Linked DNA regions of Homo sapiens: region 1 is linked to region 2. Evidence: read pairs that join two places in POLR2A ChIA-PET (ENCODE). Cell type or tissue: PC-9. All regions are shown on one strand. Links, peaks and the distances in the headings refer to the core of each region. The heading gives the core; the rest is flanking DNA.

The links. ChIA-PET counts read pairs that join two places held together with the same protein. Peaks named below come from ENCODE experiments on the same cell type or tissue, not always from the same donor. Only the 100,000 strongest peaks of a DNase experiment are listed, where the experiment ranks them.
Region 1: POLR2A ChIA-PET joins it to region 2 with 5 read pairs; 3 of 35 experiments call an interaction of 5 or more read pairs at or near these places.

Annotation. Positions count from the first base shown.
Region 1 is chr5:72,786,577-72,790,974 of GRCh38, forward strand. The region is part of intron 2 of TNPO1-DT (TNPO1 divergent transcript); the gene reads right to left. Among named protein-coding and RNA genes, the nearest start is that of TNPO1-DT, 28 kb to the right of the region's middle. In PC-9, for the core only: no CTCF peak of the experiment used is centred there; a DNase peak (open chromatin) is centred at 2,455.
Region 2 is chr5:72,549,234-72,553,631 of GRCh38, forward strand. No RefSeq gene overlaps it. Among named protein-coding and RNA genes, the nearest start is that of ZNF366, 44 kb to the left of the region's middle. In PC-9, for the core only: no CTCF peak of the experiment used is centred there; no DNase peak of the experiment used is centred there.

The DNA.
Region 1 (4,398 bases), core at 99-4,098, 240 kb after region 2:
GTAACTTTGTTAACAGAATATTCTGTATTCTGCTTTTATGTTCCCTTACTTGTTTTTCTTCTTTATTTGATGATTATGGCAGGGTTCTCCTCAAAGAACTTCGTATTCAATATGGTAAGCCACTTCTAGTGGTAATTTATTAAATCGTCTTCATTTCCAAGGTAACTGGTTAAAATGTTATTTGTGACCACAGACATAGAACTTCATCATAGAACTAAGCATTAGAGACAGTAACTCCAAGTTTATTTTTGGAAAAGAAGAGGAAGAAAAAGATAGTATCAGTATGATTAACAGCTTGATCTCTGGATTCAGACAGTTCCTGGCTCCTCCACTTATGAGCTGTGTGACCTAGGGCAAGCGACTAAACTTCTCTAAGCTTCTGTGTTCTCATCTGTAAAATGATGATAATAAATAATATCTACTTTATATGGCTATTGAGAGGATTAAAAGCAATAAATTACGTAAAGAGCTTAGCATAGTTCCTGGCACATGGTATACAACTAATAAATGTGATATACCACTTTTGTAACTAATTTTTTTAAGTATGAAAAGACTTTATGCTAAAATACATAATATGCCTTTCTTTCCTTGTTTCAATTTGTTTCTGCATAAATAAAAATTATTTTTAATATTTTGAAAACATTTACAACACAAAAAATCTTAGCGCTTCACAGCCCTTTATGATAAAAAAAGGTTGATAATTGTGTTAATATATTTATGATAAGAAACAGCTTTACTTGGATAAGGTAACAAGGATGGACCTGTGAGGTCAAAGAAATGTATGAGTTCATTAAGTGTGGCTTAAGTATCCAGGGAAGGTGGTTATTTATACTCCTAAAGAGTTCATACTCCAGCAACTCTCAGTACATCTAATGACATAATATATGGAGACACGGACCGCTGTGGGAGAAAATGATGAAGTGTCCATTTGGGACAGGGCCTCCTTATTCTCATGAATTGCTCAAATATGTGGGGACATAGGACTGCAAAAGGACAAGTAATACTTTTATGAAGTCTGTGACCCATACCATTCATTGCACCCTGGGAAAAGGAAAGAAAAGTTCTGAACAATTCTGTTGAGCAATTACCTATTGAATGAATATGCCATAATATATTTAACCATTCTCCTACTGTGGAACATGTAGTTTTCCCCCATATTTTTTCCTTTTACCTCATAAATGATGATGCCACAAGCATCATCTTTGTATATAGAGCTCTTTTCCTCCACTGAAGCAGCATGCTGCAATGATAGTGAGGCCACACCCTGGAGCCATACTCTCTAGCCTCAAATCCCAGCTCTGCCATTAACCAACCATGTGATCTTAAGCAATTTGTTTAATCTTTGTTTCCCTCAGTTTCCTCATGTGTAAAATGGAGATAATAAAATTCCCAGTTCATATGGCTGCTATGAAGATTAAATCAGTTAACATATGAAAGGCACTTAGAAAAGTGTCTGGCATTAATTCAGCATGTAGGATTCAGCATCTAGGTGGTACCTAGAGATGCTCCTTGACACTTACTATGGGGTTACATCCTGATAAATCCATCATAAATTAGAAATCTCCATGGTTGAAAGTGTGTAACTGCGAGTTTCCACTTGTTTCTGTTGCCCAGAATGAATTTTTATTTTTATACTTTATGAATTTTCTAATTCATTACCTTATTGTTTTTAAAGTGAATTTATTTAATTGCTACTGAAGGTGTTTCGTAAGTTAAGTGACTATTTCCTCTTATTTGAATGCTGTTAGTGCCCTTTTGTTTTTAGGGGTTTGGTGTTAGGCTTTAGTTTTTGTTTTGTTTTGTTTTGTTTTTTGTTGTTGTTTTCTTATTTGTTTGTTTTGAGACAGAGTCTCGCTCTGCTGCCCAGTCTGGAGTGCATTGGCACAATCTCAGCTCACTGAAACCTCCACCTCCTGGGTTCAAGCGATCCATGCCTCAGCCTCCTGAGTAGCTGGGACTACAGGCACTCACCACCACACCTGGCTAATTTTTTTTGTATTTTTAGTAAATACAGGGTCTTTCCATGTTGGCCAGGCTGGTCTCGAACTCCTGGCCTCAAGTGATCCTCCTGCCTTGGCCTCCCAAAGTGCTGGGATTACAGGCATAAGTAAACATGCCCGGCCAGGCTTTAGTTTTGACTAAAGACTGACATATTCAAAATTTCGTTACTTCATCTGTCATATTTAGTACAAGTAATTCTCTCAGTCTCTTGTTTTCTTTTTAAGCTCCTTTTATTGTTTTTCACATTATAGATATTTTAAATGTTTGTATAGTTATGTGTGTCCATCTTCTATTTTTTCATTTCTGATTGCTCTCCTCTTATCTTCTTATTTTGTTACAATTTGGTTTGTTAATATTTAACTTCCTGTAGTTTTCTCCTAAAGGGCAGAGACTCTGTTAATCATCATTGTATCTATATGCCTAGCCCAGTCCCAGCATGTAATGAACTACCAATAAATATTTGTGGAATGAATGAGTAAGTGAAGGAACAACTGAATTGGCCCCAGCAGTCCACAGACCACACCCACTTGAGATTACATAATAAGGTCACTTTTTCTTTAATAGCCAACTTATAAAAACTATGAACTTGCATTCCATAGGCTACAAAAAAACTATTCTTCCGGAGGATTTCCTTCCCATGGATCTGTTAAATGTTCCACTAAATCAGTACTACATTTGTCACCGCTATTAGAGTCCAGCAAGTCACTTCTGCCATCAGATAACCAGCTTCTCTAGAATACTACTCGCCCTATGAGTTATTCTCCAAGCATAGACTCTGATCCCTCCCTTAATTATCTAAAGCACAGGTAACACATGAATAAAACAATTAACAAAAATGTACTGCAAACTTGGGTATGAAAGAAGTACAATGCAGGCTGGGCACAGTGGCTCATGCCTATAATCCCAGCATTTTGGGAGGCCAAGGCAGGTGGATCACATGAGGCCAGGAGTTGAAGACCAGCCTGGCCAACATGGCAAAACTCTGTCTCTACTAAAAATACAAAAATCAGCTAGACATGTCAGTGCACACCTGTAGTCCCAGCTACTTGGAAGGTTGAGGCACAAGAATCGCTTGAACCTGGGAGGTGGAGACTGCAGTGAGCCGAAATCGCACCACTGCACGCCAGCCTGGGTGACAGAGTGAAACTCTCAATGCAGTATAGATTCCAACAACTACTGGAAGGAGTTACTTTGGGAACACAATGTGGCAATGGCCAGCTCACCCCACCAACAGAAAATCGCCAGGCATCTCCACACACTGAAACACTGGCCCTAAGAACCGCTGTGGTGGGAGTATGTGTGTGTGTGCAGAGAGGAGAAAGAGATGTAGAGACAGACGAAGAGATTCAGAGAGATATCTTTCCTCTTCAAATCCATGCCCTGCTTCTTTTGGCTGTTGCGAAGATTAAATGAGTTAAATTAAATAATTGACAGTGGGAGCACCCACTAATGCAGAGTACGGTCTGGCTCCTATGGCCAGACAGGCAATGATAAAGGTCAGCAGTACATTTTACAAGTCTGAGTTATTCTGTCTTAAATACCACTATGTGAAAGGCACCAGTGCTCCAAATCCAGGTGGTATTATACCAATCCTAGTCCCCTGATTCCCTTTCACAATTTTTATCTCCATAATAAAGAGCTGAGATCTACACAACACTCTTGGCATGGTCCAGTGAGACAATCTCCTGTTACCAATTACTTAGACAAAACTCTCTCTCTCTCTCTCTCTCTGACTCTCTCTTCCAAAATAAATAAACAAACAGTACTTTGCAAGGACAATTCAGCCAAAATCCAATTCTAAGGCTACATATTTTCCCCCTCTGATTTTGAAAGGATATACACAAGCCACTAAACCCAATTTATACTTCTAAACGAAACTTGTCAGCTTACTAGAAACTTCAATCTCCTCAAAAAGCAACAAGTGAGTACTTGCTCTAGATGTGTGTAATTCAAAAGGCCTATTCTGGTAATTCTCCCAAAACAAAGAAAGCCTGCTCCAAAGATGAATCAATGACTCCATCTTTATTAAAAAAAATATCTGGCAACTTTTAAATGATTTAATGCCAGGTTTCCAAAAAAGTAAAGTCCTGATGTGCAGCCTCTTGCAGAATGAATAAAGTAGTGTGAGGTGAAGGTCCAAGTTAAAGTTTTTGCATATTAATATCTGGTTGTCTTAGTCCATTTTCTGTTGCTATAGAAAAATACCACAAACTGGGTAATTTATAAAGAAAAGAAATTTGGCTGGACACAGTGGCTCATGCTGTAATCCCAGCACTTTGGGAGGCGAAGGTTGGGAGGATCACTTGAGCCCAGGAATTTGAGACCAGCCTGGGCAACATAGTGAGACCCCACCTCTACCATAAAGAAAAATTAGCCAGGTAGTCCTAGCTCCTTGGG
Region 2 (4,398 bases), core at 236-4,235:
ATAATTTTTTAAAACTCTACACCCATCCACATTTTTAAGCTGGCATCTTTATCATTCATTTAAATAAATGCAAAGAGTGAAATTTCTACCATCTTATAAATTGTTTAAATATTTTATTTTTAAAAAAACAATGAAACTGCATTGGCTCATACAATTTATAGAAAAGGTCCACCATATAACATAATTGGCAAAGCCGTTGTCATTGTCAAATTAATTAGCAAATCAGGCTTACTTTCATATAGACATGGCTTTCTATTATGTTTTCTAAATCATTTCAAATACACATGTTAGTACACATTCCTCAGCAAACATTACTTCTGAATTCTCATTCTAAGCTACATAGCTGGCTGGCTGGCTGGCTGGATGGATGGATGGATGGAGGCAAAGAAACTCACCATGACTTTGTCACCTGAATGAAACAGTGCCACATCTTTAATATTTCCTCCCAAACCTTCCTTTCCTTTACTTTCCTGTGACTCTCTCTCAGAAGGGATGCATGTCTAAATTCTTTATTTGGTACCCAGAAGTCTTTTACAGCTCAGGGTAATAGTGCTCCACAGGAAGATGCAGGATCGCAGGGAGAGCTGTTTGTCTTCTTTTCCAAACTGGGGCCAGAGAAAAGGGAGGTGGGAAGCTATGCTTGGAGTCAATTTGTCCCATGTTTTCTTTCTAAAAGCATATGGAGGGGAAAATGATTGGTGTTTTAAAGATGTTGGGTCACTTTACTTTCTCATGCTATTAGGCCAAGCTGTGACCCTTAGTTTCATCTCCAGATTATCAGACATAAAAGGCCCACAGGAATCCAGAAGCTAGACAGAGCATAGGTATTCCAATCTCTCAAGAAAATGGGCAGTAAGAGATTTACTAATAGTATGTTTGCTCACCTGGCATTTAGAAAGTTTAAAATTCTCCCTCTTAATTGTTCTATTTTGTTTGTTAATATTGTGTTCAGGTATTTTCTATATCATAGTAGAATCAGCACTATTATCAATTCTTAATTATCTAACAATATTTATTTTGTTCATTACCTGAGGTCGAATTTTAATTCGGGTTGACTTTTCCCTGAAATTTAGCACAACAAACATCTCAGCTCATTTACCCCCTACAGCTCAAATAGTTTAAGCTCATGGAAGGCAAACTAATTTTAAAATAAGCAAGGGACTTGAAAGGCAAGCCTTTGCTGCCAAAAAAAAAAAAAAAAGGAAAGAAAAGAAAAGAACATAATACATTATTAGCCAATTGGTATTTCTCTGACATCTGGTACCCCCTATTCTCCAAAACAGCTGCAAACTTGAAATAGCCCCCAAAGGCCTCTGGGAGTGAGCAGTGGTTCACTTTGGGAAGATCCAACCTTGAAGATTACAGAAGACGTGAGGCAACTGGTTCTTTTTCTAGACAACAGCACACACCTAAGAGAGCAGGACATCTGAAGGCTATAGAAGCCAGTCCACAATAATGTCAAAACCCAGAATCCCAGGAGACCTAGGACAGAAGGAACTGAAAAAGTGATGAAAAATGGCAACCAACTGGCCAAAACAGAGGAGCCAGAGCAAAGCCTAGAAATGTTGATGATTCGGGAAAATATAGACTTCCCAAGAGTGAAGACAGGGGACTTATGGGAACCCGGAAGACTACCAAGGACAAGTAGCCCCAGCCCAAAAAGAAGAGCAAACTGGAGACGCTCAGTGTTAGCTGCCCTGCCCTGAACACTTCAGGATGGCTGAACGCCTACACATGGTGCTAAAGGAATGAAGGAAGGGCCCTCATTCTAGCTAGATTCTTTTGGCTTTTAGGAACAGAGATCTCTGCATATCAGCTCCTTAGTCTTCCCTCAATTGACTTTATCTGCCTCACCACAGTGACTGCTTCCTCACAGCTTTGCTTATTTATAGTCCATCATGGACTCTTCAGCCCTGACTTTATGTCACAGAGGTTTTATTTAGGCTCGGCTTGCAAATCTTTACCTCTTTCCATATTTGGCTTAAATTACTGAGCATCCTATTTGTCCAACTCAACTTTTTAAGCCAGACTGTAGGTCAATCATCATTGGCCAGCTTGTAGACTGGCTACTTTTGAAACAGGTGCCCATTTTTATTCAATCAGTTGGGAGGAGAGTCACATGCTTCAAAGCATAGCTACCCTAGGCCTGCTCATCAGTGGAAATTGTGGCAAACAGATGTTACAAAATGTCTAGGGAGAACTTGAACCACCTAGGAGTATTTAGTTTAAAACTCTCTGTTTGATAAAAGCAGGAAAATCTGATACAACTTCCAATAAACATTTTACCACTTAAAGGAATAACTTTCAATTATGTAAAAAGTTCACTTATTCTCAATACCGTATAACTGAGAGGTTACTAGATATTCCCTTTCAGATGATATAGTAGATTGGTAAATATTTTTTCTTTAACCTGAGGAGTTAAAGTGGTAGTTGTAATGTTACGATCAGTCAGTCTTCTGCTGAGTACTGAGTATAGCTACCTTTTTTTTTTTTTTTTTTTTTTTGAGACAGAGTCTCGCTCTGTCACCCAGGCTGGAGTGCAGTGGCGCGATCTCGGCTCACTGCAAGCTCCGCCTCCCGGGTTCACGCCATTCTCCTGCCTCAGACTCCCGAGTAGCTGGGACTACAGGCGTCTGCCACCACACCTGGCTAATTTTTTTGCATGTTTTTAGTAGAGACGGGGTTTCACTGTGTTAGCCAGGATGGTCTCGATCTCCTGATCTTGTGATCTGCCCGCTGAGCCTCCCAAAGTGCTGGGATTACAGGCGTAGCTACCTTTTTTAACTGGAATGGTTGAGAGTATTCTTACCGATGCTCCTTATTCCATTTAACCCACAACTTCTCACAATTACAGGAAACATGACTCATACATTTCTTGGGCCTTTCATGGAATTAAGCTTTGGCATCATGTGCAAGTACTGACTTTAAAAATTTTCATATCACAGCTAACAAACGTATACATTTGTCCCTGCGTAAAATGGTAAACAGATGGCTCTTCATTCCTACGACAATGATATCATGCTCTTACTAAAAACAGGGCCATAGTCTGAAAGCCAATGAGAATGAAGTTGGTATAAACCATTACAACTGGACTGCCTTTCTCCTGCCCCTCTGCCAAACCACATCCACTTATCCTTCCAAGCCCAGCCAAATCCCACCTTGTCTGTGAAATTCCTGAGATAATAATGATTAAAAGAACAAGGACAGGGAAGGGCAAGATCCTGGGAAATAGCCTGTGTGACTAAGAGAGGTTTCTATAGCCAATAATAAAGAGGGAGTGTAGGGAGAAAGGCGTCAGGGAGGAGGCCTCAGCCAGTAGCTGGAACTGGCCACATGAGCAGCTTCAATGGTAGGGGCAGTCTTGGAAGCTCCAAAGAAGGAAGAAAGGCAAATCTCAGTTCCAGTACACTAAAACTGGTGGACACTGGGGACTGGGCAGAGACAGGAGATACTGGTCTAGAATACAAAATCAGAGTGGGAACAACAGAGGGAAGGATGGAATCCTGGCCAAGGAGCAAGGATGGGTAAATGCAGTGTTCGATGTTTGAAATGGGCTGGGCAGAACTAATGGCAGAGCTTATTTGAGCCTATCTTCCAAGTTTAGCAGAATAGAAGAGCAAAAAATTAAGATATCGACCGATCTCTCTCTTCTCTGAACTCTTGGGAATTCTTAATGCATAGAAACATACAATTTAATACTACCTTATTCTCACCTTGTCTCTTAATCTAATTGGGTTTTTTTTTTTTTTTTTTTTTTTGGATTGCAAGGGCCACAAACCTATTCAAACTAACTCAAGTTAAAAGGGATGTCAAATGGCAAGACTATAGCAAGGTCACAGAGAGATTCAGGAAATGCAAAACAATTAAGATCCAGGAAGGGAGAAAGCCAGGAATCTTGAAGACCAGCCACACTTCATTTCCCTCTCTCTTATGGACTGCCTATTTCTTTGCATAACTATTTCATCTAGATTTCCGCTTTTCTTTACCTGGTCCATCTGTACTTCTGTTTTCTCAAAACCCCAATGGTCCCATCATAGCTACCCAAACCTGACTTCATGACCTCTCATTTGAGCACCCATCACCAATTTGTTGAGTTTCTCTGTTTCCTAAGTGTAAATTCCTTGTTAGGGGAATATAATTGACATGACTTTTCTTTTCCATAAAGACTCCAAGGCGTGGGCAGCTATCTGTGGGTGGGGTGTTCACCTCAAGTGATCTGGGGGATAAGGCAAGTTGAACCCCTTGGTTCTAAACAATGATTTAGGGGAGGAGACCTCTGTGGATTATGAGTAAGGCATATGGGGACACATTTCTAGGACATATTCCCAATAAGTTGTGAGATTCTGGAGGGCTAGAATAGTGACATGTCTCAGGTACATATATAGTAGAAGCTCCCTT